Regions from separate parts of the Homo sapiens genome. Here region 2 is linked to region 1. Evidence: chromatin loops called from intact Hi-C (ENCODE). Cell type or tissue: Panc1. All regions are shown on one strand.

Evidence for each region. A loop is a pair of places that touch in the nucleus more often than their neighbours do. Peaks named below come from ENCODE experiments on the same cell type or tissue, not always from the same donor. Only the 100,000 strongest peaks of a DNase experiment are listed, where the experiment ranks them.
Region 2: a loop joins it to region 1, with 5 times the contacts of the local background. A loop is called at or near these places in 56 of 110 quality-filtered maps.

The regions. Positions count from the first base shown.
Region 1 is chr9:19,925,070-19,927,569 of GRCh38, forward strand. It overlaps a transcript of SLC24A2 not described here. Among named protein-coding and RNA genes, the nearest start is that of SLC24A2, 140 kb to the left of the region's middle. RefSeq lists enhancers at 1,082-1,376, 1,302-1,411. In Panc1, CTCF peaks have their summits at 1,097 (motif pointing right) and 1,301; a DNase peak (open chromatin) is centred at 1,102; H3K4me3 peaks cover 304 bases.
Region 2 is chr9:20,617,478-20,619,977 of GRCh38, forward strand. All of the region lies in intron 2 of MLLT3 (MLLT3 super elongation complex subunit), which reads right to left. Among named protein-coding and RNA genes, the nearest start is that of MLLT3, 3.8 kb to the right of the region's middle. In Panc1, no CTCF peak of the experiment used is centred here; a DNase peak (open chromatin) is centred at 984; H3K27me3 peaks cover 246 bases.

The DNA.
Region 1 (2,500 bases):
AACACAGCTTGCCTTACATAAGGGAGCCTACATTATCACTCCCAGAATAACTGGTGACCCCACAGACCTGCACAGATGTGCTGTAGAACAAACAAACATCAGACGTTCTCTATAAGGACAGGTCTAGGCTGCACCTTTATCTATATCCAGTCAAAGATATATAGATTTATAGTGACCCAGAAAAGAATGCAGAGGAACCTGGAGAAAGCACCCTGCTGCTTAGATCTACAAATTTTGTTCATCTCATATATATAGGCACAGACAAAAAGGAATGTTGACAGGCTGTATTTACTTGATCTTTTTGTCATCTCTTAGAATCTAATACATGTGAAAATTTTGGCATAGGTAAGCACAATTACTTGTGGTAGACATATATATTTGTGAAGCTGTAACTCCTTGTGTATATATGTTTTATTCTTTACACATTAGTTCTTGCTGCCAAAAAGCTCTACATTTTATAATTCAATCAGCCAACACCTGTACCAAGATTTGGTCACTGGGAACTTCAAATATTTCGTATTTGAGAATGGGGAAAGAAAATCTGCAGAAAAAAAAATTGACCAGAACCTGCGTCATGTATTTTTCACAGGAAAGCTAATTATTAGAGGAGGATAAAAACCTGAGGTTCCCTGACTAGGGAGTGGAGTCTAGACAAGGGATCTGATGTGACAGGGTTCCTTCTCTATCCTCTTCAAAATGTAAGGAATGTTTGGCTTCTGGATTGTGTCAGAAAATAGAAGTAACAAATAGTCTTTATTCATAAAAAACTGGCTTTTCCTGACAGAGATTTTAATCGTGTGCTACACACGTGAATCCTTTTTAAAGAAATTGCTAGGGGCTGGGGAATTTCCAAGCCAACCTCCATTAACCTGCAGATTGAGCAAGACACACATCTGTTCTTTAATTGCACAGTATTTCGAATCAAAACAAACAAGCCCTTCCACAGAAAAGGGCCTGTTTTCCTGGTGATGGTTTTGGCTCGAGTTACCCTTTGTGTTGAGTATGTCTACTCTTCAGGCCATAAGGTAGCGATCTCACCGACACCTCCCTGTGTCACGATTCCCCTTAGTAGTCTGTGCTGCAGTCACTAAGCATGACCACTAGATGGCGGGAGAGGACTGAGTTGAGGTTATGGCGGCGGCTCCTTTCTCCCTGCAGGGTGGGAGGAACGCTGTTGTCTCTTTTTCTTCCTGCCCCTTTGTTTGACTTCACCATTCTCTGTTTCCTTTTCGCTCCGCTGTAGTTACGTGACTCACCTTTCATTCAGTACCTCCCTTCAAGGAAAGCCCTGTCTCCTGTCCTTGGACTGGGATCACACAGAGTTCTTGGGATGACCCTGGCTCTCCCGCGCCAGCCGCTCTGCTGCCAAGCGCAAGCATTCGCTCCCAGATGCTTCGCCCAGTTCTTTGCAAATGTCATCCAATCAGTGTCCAGGTGTTCACGGCTCATCACTGGCTTACTGCTCTGGTCTACATAGCTTGGGACATTGCTGTTTATGCAGGTATAAAAAAAAAAAAAGAAAAACAAAAGAAAGAAGGAACGGCAGCATCACAGAATGTGAATCAGAATATTAGTCTGTGGTACTGGGAGAGAAAAAGAAGATTCCCCAGAGAGGATGAAGACCAAACAGACTGCAGACCTGCCATCTCTCTACACTGCACTTGGATTGGCCATTTGCTGTATGCACCCGGGAAAAAAATTCAGAGGACCATGCTGTTGTGATAGCTGACCTAAAGACATTCTGGAGAGCACATGAGTTTGATTTTTACAAATGACTTAATAATCTGGGGGACCAAGCCAGGGCTGCAGAGTCTGGAAGAGCCCCCGCCAGCGGTGAGCAGAGGAGGAGGAGACCCAGAGTCAGGGGTGGTAGAGGAACGGGGTTTCCCAGGCCTCTTTTCACAGCAATTAGAGGTCTGTGTTCTCCTTGAGGCAGGGGCGTAACTCCCACAAGTGTTAATGAGATTTAACGAAGAGAAAGGGAGACTCCAGAGCTGCATTTCCAGTCGGGGCTTCCACAGCAGCAGAAGAGGACAGAGTTCTGCTGCTTCCAGCCGGACCTGGCAGAGAGTCCTGGAAGCCTGGACCTTAGCATGTTACCTTCATCAGCAATTCCACACTCCAGCCGGCATCGTAAGTCCCCAACCTGTGGTCGCCTAGCCCCTTCTACGAACCTTGTGAAGAGAAGCTGCCTGTGCCTTGGGCTAGAAAGTTCTCTCGCACTCTATCCAGTGCTTAAGCTCGCCTGCCTAGGTTTACATCCCAGCTCTGCTGAGTTTCCAGCTAAGCCTAGTTTCCTCCTCCAAAAAATGGAGATAATAAATGGCACCTACTTCACTTGCGGATCTAATGAAAGTCAAGAGCTTAGCACAATGTTTGACCATATAAAGTACCTCTGAGTGATGATGATGATGAATTTGGGCCTAGAATTGACATCTTAGTCATATGAGGCAGAACCTAGTTCTAAGGAAACACACCTCAGTGCCATGATAGAAACATT
Region 2 (2,500 bases), 690 kb after region 1:
GTGAAACAAATTGCAATAGTAAGGATGGCTGTAACTGGAAAAAAAGTTCACTCAAATTCACATCATACTAAAAACAAAAACATTAATATTTTAAAAGAAATGTTTTGAATGTGACTATTCATTTCAGTCATATCAGACTAGTACAAATCTTTGGTACTAATAAATAAGATATTGTCTTTTTTTGCAGGTAAATAGTTTAAAAATGCATCATACTCTGACCTACCTGTTTTGTCATGGCTAATAGACATTCCAGGCTTCACCATTTCATCAAAATCTCTTTTCTAAGATTTTGTGCCATTAGTTTTAAATTGAAGGTCTCCCACCCATCTTTGTGACAGAGTAAAACCTCATTAATTCAAATCCAATTAGCTCAATTCTGAAATGGTATACATAATTCTCATTAAGCAACAAGTTAAAAATACTATAATTTTTTCTCCTACAAATTCTAATATTACTGTGAAGTAAAGGAAATCAACCTGAAAATCAATTCACTTTTCCAAACCAAAGATTTACAAAACTAAGGACTCTTTCATCTTTGTGGCTGAGCAGTTCATCCTCAGTCCTAAGGCTCATCTCTGTTTAGCAGCTACTGTATACAGTGAAAGTGATTTAGATTGTCACTATAGCCAACACAGCTTATTTATTATAGAATATGAGCATTTCTTTTAAAGATCTTATAACTCAGATTTCTCACAAATTCATATTTTCAGTTTCTCCAATTTCCAATTGGTAGAATTTTACTCTATCACTTATAGATCTACAATATAGCTAACATAACACTTTAAAAGGTACTGGAAGTAGACATACAAATTCTTGGCATTCTTATTCTATATTTATTCTTATCATTTTGAAAGACTTTATAAGCCAAAAAATAAGTCCCAGGATTAAGTGGCATGTTTGGTGTTGCTTGAACTTACAACTATTCCCAATGAACAGAGAAACCTTCTCTTGCAATCTGAATCATGTGTAATTACAGTATGACAAGGTCTCTCCTGGGTGATGTAAGCTGGCACTTTTCCCAGGACTTGTCACATCATGGGAAGCACGCATACAAATAAAAATCCAAAAATAAACATTTTAAAACAATGGCTTATAGACTGCATAGAGAACCTCCACAGTTGAGTATAAAAATTGAGGAATCCAACCAACAAGCAGACATCTCTCACCAGAGACCTCTGAGAAGTCATCACTGCTATCAAGCAGCTTACCACGCCTAGCAACAACTCCCAGGTGTGGCCTATGTGAGCAGCACCCTCATGTTCCCTCAGGGCAGACAGAAAATCATTAAGTATAGGAAATAAAAATAACATCAATGCACACATCCACTGAAGCAGAAAAACAATGGTAAAATAGAGGTTGATCATCTTTAATTTCATAATGCCAATTTGTTGATTGTCAAGGTGCCTAAACAAAGTTACCTTAAGAGCTACATCTTCTGCCAACTGAGTTAATTTTCCTAATAAATGTTGCTTTTTAAAAGCTTATTTCACCTTGAAGTGAACTGCAGCCAAGTAGTAGTAATAATGTGTACCAAGGATCTTAGAAAGTGGTTTCTTTTGTTTAAACTCCTCTGCTCTACAGACACATGGAAAGGGAGAGAGAGAATCCGAGAAGCAGCATATCAACCTCATCAGCGATAGAAATTTGACATCGCTCATCCTTACCACAGTTTGGAGGAAATATGAAATATAATAATCTCTGACTATATTTTAACATAAAATGCTAACAAATTTCAAATGTTATTTCCTATAGGCCATGCATATTTCTAGCCCTCTATAAGAAACTGGATTTATTTATTAACCATCCAACAAAGACCATCAAATTCAACCGTTCAAGTTTTCAGGAGGAGTTATAAACCAAACCACTAAAGGCAAAAAATACAATCCTACTTCCCATTACATGAGCTCTGGAAACAAAACTAAGCACCAATACAAACCTCTGCCACCTCTAAGGCACACGACGCTTCTCCTTTCTTTATTCAGCCCCCTGAATGTTCAATAATTTCCACACAGCTCTAAGCAGAATGGATTTATTATGATATTACTCTAAGAAACGACAGGAGTTCTAGATGCCAATAAAGATTACGGATCAAATGGAAGATAACTACTAACCATTGTGTCGACTTAGATAAATAAACCTGCTCACAAACAAAGCACCTTATTGTATTTGTACTGTTACCTTCACTAATCCAACTAAAACAACCAGACATTAGTTTTCCAGAGGTTGAAGGGAAAAGAAATCGGTATTTCTCAAACCCTCTTTAAATTTCTTTCAAAATGACACTCCGTTTCTTTTTTCCAAAACTGTCCTGCCCATTATGGAAAATGTTTGGGACCACAGAGGCCCAGTAGGATTATGCAAACTAGACTCCAAGGCTAAGAACCAAGGTGGGGAGGGACTAAAGCAAAAGGCTTCCTCCACATCGTTCCTCTTCAACTTAGCTTCGACCTTTGCAAGAACAGTCTCCCTGCAGATCACATCCGGCAGACACTTTGGAACG